Linked DNA regions of Homo sapiens: region 1 is linked to region 2. A link is a contact called in ENCODE Hi-C or POLR2A ChIA-PET data. All regions are on one chromosome and are shown on one strand. Each heading gives the region's core, a stretch centred on a gene start or an enhancer-like site at or near the end of the contact. The rest is flanking DNA. Distances are from core to core; before and after follow the strand shown.

Region 1 (5,407 bases), core at 2,825-5,324, 98 kb after region 2:
CAACAAACATTCCATACTTTAAAGAAGAATACTGGCCGGGCGCGGTGGCTCACACCTGTAATCCCAGCACTTTGGGAGGCTGAGGCAGGTGGATCACGAGGTCAGGAGATCAAGACCATGCTGGCTAATACGGTGAAACCCCATCTCTACTAAAAATACAAAAAATTAGCTGGGCGTGGTGGCAGGCGCCACCAGCTACTCAGGAGGCTGAGGCAGGAGAATGGCGTGAACCCAGGAGGCAGAGCTTGCAGTGAGCCGAGATCATGCCACTGCACTCCAGCCTGGGCAACAGAGCAAGACTCCGTCTCAAAAGAAAAAAAAAATGAATGCTTAAGTGTAAATTTGGTAGTGAATAGTCTTGTGTTATGTTCTTATGAAGATTAAAGTAACAATACCAGAAAAAAGTTATTCTAGGCCATGGCTCACGCCTGTAATCCCAGCATTTTGGGAGGCTGAAGATCACTTGAGCCCAGGAGTTCAAGACCAGCCTGGGCAACATAGAGAGACCTTATCTCTACTAGTAATTTTAAAAATTAGCCAGCTGTGGCTGGGCTGAGGTGGGCAGATCACAAGGTCAGGAGTTCAAGACCAGCCTGGCCAATATGGTGACACCTCGTCTCTACTAAAAAAAAAAAATACACTAATTAGCCAGGCATGGTGATGCACGTCTGTAGTACCAGCTACTTGGGATGCTGAGGCAGAATAATTGCTTGAATCCAGGAGGCAGAGGTTGCAGTGAGCTGAGATCATGACACTGCAATCCAGCCTGGGTGACACAGCAAGACTCCACCTCAAAAAAAAAAAAAAAAAAAAAAAGAGCCAGATGTGGTGGCATGCACCTGTGGTCTCAGCTATTTGGGAGGCTGAGGTGGAAGGATCACTTGAGACCAGGAGGGTGAGGCTGCAGTCAGCTGCAATTGTGCCACTGCATTCCAACCTGCGTGACAGAGCAAGACCCTGTCTCAAAAAAAAAAAAAAAAAGAAAAAAGAAAAGAAAAAAGTCGCTCTGATAGCTATATTGTTGAGCTGTTTGCTGAAACAGTGTGCTTGATTATTATGGATTTATGTATTGGTCGTTCACTCAAAAACATGGATTAAGCCCATCCTATATACTAGGCTCTGGGCCAGGCCTGGGGATAGAAAGTTGAAAGATAAAATCTGGCCTTCAGGGATACAACATCACAACAATTATGACCGAACCCTGAGGAGTTCTGAGCTAGCAGTGTGTATGAGGTGCCAGGCAGTCAGGGCTGCCACTCTCAGAGTGAGGTTAGAGATGCCAGAAAGATGCATCCTGGAGGCAGCAATGGGAGGGAACATGCAGAAGCCCCTCAGACTCAGTCAGGGGGCAAAGGGGAGCTCCACTGAGACAAGGAGCATGAGGTTTGTGGGTGGCTGGAGTGTCACCTACCAGTGAGAAAATTATTGCCTCAGAAATGGATTGGAATTCTGTATGTAAATTCTGTTCATCCAGAACTTATCCCCATTTTCTCTGAGTTCCTAGGTTCCTGACAGTTTGCTCTTTGAACTTTTTTGCTTCTTATTAGTTTTGTTAGATCTTTTAACTGCTTTCTGCTCACTCCTGAACTACAGAATGCCTTGATCAAAGATATTGTCATATCACTGAAATGCTTGCTGTAACATGAGTTGAAATGCAGTAGTGGAAATACTGTTAATACAGTTATGCTCAGACAACTGTTAGCACAATTGTAATCTGTATCTCTGCTTCTCTTCCTTTCCTCTGCTCGAGAGGAGTTTCAGACAAGCTAGGGCAACGTGACAAAACTCCGTCTCTACAAAAAATACAAAAATTAGCCAGACTTGATGATGTGCAGCTGTAATCCCAGCTACTTGGGAGGTTGAGGTGAGAGGATCGCTTGAGCCTAGGAGGTTGAGGCTGCAGTGAGCCATGATTGCACCACTGCACTCCAGCCTGGGCAGCAGGGCAAGACAGGAAGAAATAAATGCATGTTTGTTCAATATGCATGATCAGGACCCCCTTCATGAATATTCACAGCTCCTCCTACAACCTGTTGAGTGCGTATACTTGGCCAACTTCTGTATAAATCCCTTGCCAACCTCTTCTCCTTCAAAGAGTTTGCTTTTAGTTTTTCAGCCAGAGGCTAAATCCCCTTCTTAAGAAATACAGTTATCCTTTCCAGGGCTGCCACTCTCAGAGTGAGGTTAGAGATGCCGGAATTTCTCGTGATTTTTCAGCTGACAGTCTCTATCACTCTGAAGAGTGAGTGATCAGCTCCGTTTATCCAAATCAGTCACTATCTGTGGGTGTGCAGCTATTCCTTGATGCCTAGGGGTCCACAAAGAAGGAGTTGTTCCCATCAGATGACTAGGAGCAACCTTGGGTCAATTCTTTTATATAGACCTTAAGTCCACACAGCTTCCATACAATCAAGATTTTTCCTCCTCTAGGGATACTCATGGGATTAACAAATTACAGTTATAAATTACTGTTCTCTAGTAAGTCACACCATTATCTGGGAGGATCTTTCTCAGAGATATTCCATATAATTACAAAGTTAGGTAGAAAACCTTTGTCCAAATGCCATGCCAGTATGCTGTATGATGGCGTGCTTGGAGAGCAGGAAAGAACCTGTTCGTTGAATCCGCCTCAAGGGAGGGGACAACTCGTGACTAATGTCCTGATGGCCAACTGTGTTGCCCCAGGAAAGTGCGTACAAAGGGTCAGAAGCCTCTCCAACCTGAGCAAAGTGTCTGCTGTTTACTAGAAAAATCCTCTGTGTCCACCCTGAAAGATGTGTCTTTTTTTTTTTTTTTTTTTTTTTTTTTTTTTTTGAGATGGAGTCTCGTTCTGTCACCCAGGCTGGAGTGCAGTGGCGCGGTCTCAGCTCACTGCAACCTTCGCCTCCCAGGTTAAAGCGATTCTCCTGCCTCAGCTTCCCAAATAACTGGGATTACAGGCATGTGCTACCATGCCCAGATAGTTTTTGTATTTTTAGTAGAGACTGGGTTTCACCAGGTTGGCCAGGCTGGTCTTGAATTCCTGACCTCAAGTGATCCCCGCACCTCAGCCTCCCAAAGTGCTGGGATTACAGGCGTGAGCCACCACACCTGGCCTCTCTCCCTATGTTTTGTCCCTCCTTGTCCACTGTCTACCTCCTTTTACCCAAAGCAAACCAATCCTCCCAACAAAAATAATTGAAAGCCTATCCCTTTTTTCTGTGTCTTGCAAATTTTTCATCCTTAGGCTTCTATGGAAAATCAATGTCTTTTCTTGAGCCCTAAACCAGTTACTGCTGGCTCTGCAGAGAGGCTTCCTAAGCTCAAGTCTTGCTTGCTTTCCCCACAATCCCCACTCCCTGAGAGGAGGTAAGCTTGGATCTTTGGGTGGCAGTGAGACCTCCATTGACGTTGGCTTTCTCCCATAGCATAAACTCAAACACACCTCCATACTGAGGATGCATTTGTTCTGAAACTCCACATCTGAGCTATGCATAGAAGTCTTACTCCTGTGAACACACTTTTTTCACTTTATTTATTACCTTACATTCACCCTCCCACTGCCTGGGTCACATTAGCTCTCTGACCTTGACTGACAACAAAAGCATCCCTTCAACCCTTGCCCAAATCTACAAGTATCATCTTGACACTGGGGGAAATGGTGGTTTGGGGAGTTAGGATTTATTCTCTCTCTACCCTGCCCTACTGTAAACTGAGGGTTTTTTGTTTGTTTGTTTGTTTAATTGAGACAGGGTCTTGCTCTGTCGCCCAGGCTGGAGTGTGGTGGTGCAATCTCTGCCCACTGCAGCCTTGACCTCCTGGACTCAAGCAATCCTCCGCCTCAGTCTCCTGAGTAGCTGGGACCACAGACACACACCACTAGATGTGGCTAATTTTTGTATTTTTTGTAGAGACGGCGGGGCGGGGGGGTCTTGCTATGTTGCCCAGGCTGGTCTCGAACTCCTGGACATGATCTTCCCACTTCGGCCTCCCAAAGTGCTAGGATTACAGGTGTGAGCCACGGCCCTGGCCTGTGTGTACTTTAACTTGGAGCAAATGACCCTTCATTCTCTGCCCTACTTGCCTCGGCAATCACATTCCTGCAGTCACTCTTCACTCTAGCCACACTGGCTGCATCGGCCAGAGAGGAAGCAGGGAAAGCAGCTGGGAGTCAGTTGCAGGGGCCCCAAGCAGGCATTTTCCAAGTGGAGTCACACACCCGGAGTGGGAGGGGAGAAATATGCTCCATTTGCTGCAGAAAGAAACTGCAATTCGAAACTGAAATAGGTAGAACATTTATACTAACTTTATCTAAAAAAGAAATAAAGCTTTACCAAGATTTAATATGTGGTTTGTCACTGGCTGCTCACATGATCCATTCTCGGTCAGATGGCAGACGGTCAAGTGCCACGCGGGGACAGGGCCCTTCGCTTTCTTCGCATGGAATTTGGCCATGCCCCTCAGGTTGTGTGTGCCCTGTGAGTCGCTTCACAGATCATATTAGCAGCTTTCCAAAACCAGTCCTCACAAAACAGACAAGCGGCTTTAAAAGAAAATCCTGCAGAGAAACCTCAGACTGAAGATAATACTATTAACACAGCACAAGGAAACAAGAAAATGCAAGAATGCTTCTCTGTACCTGGTACAAGCTCTTAATCAGCCATATTAGGAGGAAAAACAATGGTGATCTAACCAATTCTTACTTTGGACTAAGCCAACAAATTCAAAATTATCAAGAAGATTATTGAAATAAGGATTTACATTCACTGTAATGAAAAACAAACCTCACCATATGTGAATACTGGATCCTGAGCACAGAGCCTGGTGGAGTCTCTTTTTCGCATGACAGACATTCAAGCCCAGCATTGAGATACACTCAGCTTAGGACAAATCCTTCAAGTTGCTTCATCACAAAGTGTTAAACCAACATTTTCAAAAACAAAGAAACATAGGCCAGGTGCGGTGGCTCATGCCTGTAATCCCAACACTTTGGGAGGCCAAGGCAGGAGGATGGTTTGAGTTCAGGAGACCAAGACCAGCCTGGGCAACATAGTGAGACCCTGTCTCTACAAAAAAATTAAAAATTAGCAGGTGCGGTGGCTTGCAGGAGTGGTCCCAGCTACTCAGAAGGCTGAGGTGGGAGGATCGCTTGAACCTAGGAGGTTGAGACTGCAGTGATTCTACACTGCACTCCAGCCTGGGTGACAAAGCAAGACCCTGTCTGGAACAAACAACAAAACCAAAACCAAACCAAAACAAGAAGCATATATGTTTCCCAGACCTAGAAACAATGACACCTAGTAACAATGAGTATACCTAACATTCAGATCCTTTTTTTTTTTTTTTTGAGTTGGAGTCTCTGTTGCCCAGGCTGGAGTGCAGTGGTGCAATCTTGGCTCATTGCCTCTGCCTCCTGGGTTCAAGCAAT
Region 2 (5,083 bases), core at 21-2,520:
CATGCTTTTGGGTCCACACGTAGCCTCTGTCTCTGCCACTGCGGCCACCCCCTTCACCTGCCCATTGTCCCCATTCCAATGACAAAGCTTGTATTTGTACATTGAGCTGACCCACCAGTACACGAAGCATAGGAGTTTCTTCCTCCGTCAGTTGGTCATGATGTTCCCCAGGGCCACGGGTGTGAGCTGAGGTAGGGACACTAGTGCCCTTATCAGGCCCAAATGTCCCCAGTAAAGTTATGCTGGGATTACCCCGAATTATCGAGCTGGCAGCCAGGAGAGAAAGTGGGCACAGCTTCTCAGAGGGACACCAGTTGCCTGGAGGGAAGAGGCCTCTGCAGTGTATTTTTGCACAGGGAGGGGTGGGCCACCTATGCAGATTCTGGGGGTACTGGGGAGTCTGCAGATACACCATCTTTCAGGGCATCCACCCAGATTTTCCCATCCTATGTTTCAGGGCCCCAGATGTTCCCATCCGGGGCACAACAGACCTGAATGCTCAGAAAGACATTCAGCCATTTTGGGGAACTTTGACCCTGACTCTCAGATCCTGAGTTTGTTCCTTAGTTGTGCTAGCTCTTTCACCCTGTAAACTGCTGAAGAGACCGTCTGTTTCTCACACTTAGCCATAACTGTTTGTTGACTGCCCTCTGTTTGCAATGCTTCCTCTGTAGCAGGGATCCCCAACTCCCGGGCCACGGACCCGTGGGCTGCACAGAAGGAGGTGAAGGCAGGCGAGTTATTACCGCCAGCTCTGCCTCCTGTCAGGTCAGCGGCATTAGATACTCATAGTAGTGCAAACCCTATTGTGAACCGTGCATGTGAGGGATCTAGGTTGCACAGTCCTTATGAGAATCTAACTCCTGATGATCTGTCACTGTCTCCCATCACCCCAGATGGGACAGCTAGTTGTAGGAAAACAAGCTCAGGGCTCCCACTGATTCTACATTATGGAGAGTTGTATAATTATTTCATTATATATTACAATGTAATAATAATAGAAATCAAGTGCCCAATAAATGTAATGCACTTGAATCATCCTGAAACCTTCCCCTACCCCACCCCAGTCTGTGGAGAAACGGTCTTTCACAAAACTGGTCACTGGTGCCAAAAAGGTGGGGGACTGCTGTTCTGTAGGATGTCAATGCAGCTTTTGAGCAATCAGCTCACTCCATCTTTCCTGTGTGAGGTGCCTCCCCTCCCCCAGGCCCCCATGCTTTCCAGGGCTTGAATCCTATCACTAGCCAGTGTATTCTCCACTGGGATGTCACTCTCAAGTCACTACTGATAGTATTTTTAGCAACTGGGATAGCCCTTGTGACTGGGACTATCCCTGCCCACATACCACTTGGGATGCGGTTCTCCTTGCCAGCTGGGAGCACGCGGTCCAGTCCCCAAACAGAGCTTGTTGTTTCTGACTGCCTTCAGGACCAACTGTGCTGATGGGTTCTTAGGGAGGCAGACATCAAGGCAAAGTTAGAAGGGCAAGAGATTCGTTGTGGGTAGTATCTGGTAAAGGACGAGGGAAAAGGAGTGGGAGTAGTCGGAGAAAGTCTCTAGGCCATGGTGCAGGTCTGACACCTGTAAACGCAGAGGAGAAAGGAAGGAGGGTTGAGCAGGAAGAGCCTCAGGTCGAGGTGTAGCTCTGAGAAAATCCTAGAGGAGTGCCATGCTGGGCTGTGCTCAGACACTGGCTGGGAGCTTTCTGGGAAGAAAATGGATGTGGTGTGTAGGGACTAGAAGGAGGCAGGAGATGGTTTTGGTAATGATCTGTTTCTTAATCTGGGTTTTATGTGTGTGTTCATTTTATAAATTTTTATCAAGCTCATTTTTGACATGTGAACTTTACATATGCTATATTTCAATTTTCTAAAAGTCATGAGTCTCTGCCTTTGGCTTCCAAATAGCCTTAATAAAGAAACTTAATTAGGATTTTGAAACCCAAACCCTAGGTGGGGATAGTCTCATACTGAAAAAACAAATTTGTGGCCAGGCGTGGTGGCTCACTCCTGTAATCCCAGCACTCTGGGAGGCTGAGGAGGGTGGATCACCTGAGGTCAGGAGTTCAAGACCCACCTGGCCAACATGGTGAAACCCTGTTTCTACTAAAAATACAAAAATTAGCTGGCCATGGTGGCATATGCCTGTATTCCCAGCTACTGGAGAGGCTGAGGCAGGAGAATCGGTTGAACCCAGGAGGTGGAGGTTGCAGTGAGCCAAGATCACACCACTGCACTCCAGCCTGGGCGACACAACAAGACTCCGTCTCAAAACAACAACAACAAAACAAACTGGTGATATACCCAAAGGATCTTAGAAATATATAAGCCAATTTCTGTGAATTTATTATCTGGAATAAACCACACAATGTATAACGTCTTAAGTACAAAGATGTTCATTATTACATTGCTTATAGTCGTGAACACTTGGAAATATCATAAGTTTCCATCAGTACAGAAACTACTGAATAAATCATGGGATGCAATACAGTGGGATACCATGAAACAGTTGAAAATAATGATGAGAATCTATATTTCATGGCATGGGAGTATGTTCATGATATAACATGAATAAATGAAAAGAAAGCACAAATATATGCTTAATATGATCCATTTTACTAAAAATGTTTCAAAAGCATGTTTTTATAGTTAGAAGAAAGACTGAGTATTCTACATAAAACATGAATAGTGCTTATCTTTGGACAGTATCTTAAAAATGATTATTATTTTCTGTATCCTTTTAATGTTTAATGTTTCTGTTTTTTATGATGAAAATTTAATTCAGTTGCTCCCTGACTTATGATGGGGTCATATCCTGATGAACCCATCATATGTTGAAAATAAGTCAAAAATGCAGTTAAGACACCTAACCTAGGCTGGGCGCAGTGGGTGACACCTGTAATCCCAGCACTTGGGGAGGCCGAGGGAGGTGGATCATGAGGTCAGGAGTTTGGGAGCAGCCTGGCCAACATAGTGAAACCCTGTCTCTATTCTGTACTATTAAAAGTACAGAAATTAGCCAGGTGTGGTGGTGGGCGCCTGTAGTCCCAACTACTTGGGAGGCTGAGGCATGAGAATCACTTGAACACGGGAGGTGGAGGTTGCAGTGAGTTGAGATCAGGCCACTGTACTCCAGACTGGGCGACAGAGTGAAACTCTGTCTCAAAAAAAAGAAAAGAAAAGAAAAAAAAGACACCTAACCTCCTAAACATTATAAACCAGGTTATGCGATATTTTAGGGTAGGGAATTAAAGCTTACTCATCCATGTCCACCCATTGTCTTTCACATTACCTAGGATATGAGATAGAAGTTCCATTTGTATTAGTTGGCCAAAAAGGAATTAATTCATGAATAATAAATGAATGAAAAAATGAATGCTAGGTGAGTCATTGATATGACTATTGATATTTTAACCAGCTTACCCTTTTGTATTTAAGTAATATAGTGCCTTTCACTTAAAATCCAAAGGGTAAGCTGGTTAAAATATCAATAGTCAAGACTTTGTAAAATATTTTTTTTCCTCGACTTATCATCACTCTGAAAACCCCACTGAAGGATTTTCTTTCCACCCTTGCAACTCTGGGCTCCGCACAGCTGAAGGGCCTGGTAAGGGAGTGCACTCTTGCCAGGGGACACAGTGAACTACAAATATGGCTGTCACCTTTGGAGTCCTTGGAGTGTCCTATGGATACTTTGGAGTCCTTGTGTCCAGGAGCCAGGAGACAAACAGAGGAGTCACCATCTTGGCAGAGGTCATTGTCCCTGATCAGCAGGTGGAGGCAGGGCTCCTGTTACACAGTGGGGATGAGTACAAGGTATTTGGAACCAGGGAGTAGTATGGGCTGGCTACAGAATTGGCAACGTCATTTGCAATCATGTTTCAGCTGCCATTTACAAGGTGATGATCCATGAATCCTTACCTCTTTCATGAGTTTCAGGCAAATATTTTAAACAGCAAACTTGATGGTGCGACCAAAATGGTGAAACCATGGTGAAACTCCGTCTCTACTAAAATACAAAAATTAGCCAGGTGTGATGGTGCGCACCTATAATCCCAGCTACTCAGGAGGCTGAGGCAGGAGAACTGTTTGAACCCGGGGGGCAGAGGTTGCAGTGAGCCGAGATGGCGCCATTGCACTCCAGCCTGAGTGACAGAGCGAGACTCCATCTCAAAAAAAAAAAAAGAGATTGAGCTGGAAGGATAAAATATAGATAGAAAATCTATTCTGGGTCCTTTGAACAATTATTGAGCTACTATGTTGAATTTATTAATGAAAGCGATTCCTTGTCATTTAATATTTTTATCTCCATGGGCTGCCAAGTGCTTGGTACATAGTGGGCATTCAATAAACTTTGGATTCATTAGTAAATAAGTCAGCAAATAGTATTGTATTGTATTGTATTGTATTGTATTGTATTGTATTGTATTGTATTGTATTGTATTCAGCCAAGCAAACCTTTTTTTTGTGGGGCGGGGGGATGTAATGCTAAATTAATTGCAGAGCAATTAATTTGAGGAAGAGATGAAAACTTCATTCTTTGTGAAGGGGTCACTGTGCTGGTCAGATACCTGAGCAAACAGGCCAGGCCTCCAGGCAATTAGATCAAGTACATTTCTCATTGCCCAGAATGTGGACCTGCTATTGGAGAGGACACCTGTCTTCCTGAGGTCAGTGGCTCCAGCATTGGATTGAGCTGTAACCAGATCTGGGTACAGATGCTGCCAAAACAGGGATATCCCAAGGTGCTATTACTGGATGCTAATTTTGGATAAATACCTCCTTGATGCTTTAAGTCTTTCAAAATGAAGATTGCATGCTCTAGTAAATCATAAATATTATTGAAGTTTCCATTTTCAGCGAATAGTTAAACTCTATTTTTTGTAGTTGGGATATGCAATACACATGCTGGCATTTTTATACTTACATTGAGGTTCGGAATTCAGTATTTTACAAGGCCCTGGGAACTTGTTTGCAAAGTAAAGTGTTCTGAAAAGTTACCCTGGTGCAATATGATCGCTCCCTTCGGAGAACTTGCAAGTAAATTTAGTTAGTTAAAGCCTCTGCCAGCATGCTTCTAGCCC

What was found. A loop is a pair of places that touch in the nucleus more often than their neighbours do. ChIA-PET counts read pairs that join two places held with the same protein, here RNA polymerase II (POLR2A).
Region 1: a loop to region 2 is called in a map of endothelial cell of hepatic sinusoid, with 5 times the contacts of the local background. The contact joins two enhancer-like sites. A Hi-C loop is called at or near these places in 1 of 168 maps with a recorded cell type or tissue (endothelial cell of hepatic sinusoid). POLR2A ChIA-PET finds 5 or more read pairs at or near these places in 3 of 52 experiments (HCT116, PC-9 and activated T-cell).

The regions. Positions count from the first base shown.
Region 1 is chr2:61,812,755-61,818,161 of GRCh38, forward strand. It overlaps a transcript of FAM161A not described here. Among named protein-coding and RNA genes, the nearest start is that of FAM161A, 39 kb to the right of the region's middle. Within about 2 kb of position 4,075, at least 2 of the 41 ENCODE cell types and tissues checked have a DNase peak (open chromatin) inside an H3K27ac peak, as active enhancers do.
Region 2 is chr2:61,717,826-61,722,908 of GRCh38, forward strand. No RefSeq gene overlaps it. Among named protein-coding and RNA genes, the nearest start is that of FAM161A, 130 kb to the right of the region's middle. Within about 2 kb of position 1,271, at least 4 of the 41 ENCODE cell types and tissues checked have a DNase peak (open chromatin) inside an H3K27ac peak, as active enhancers do.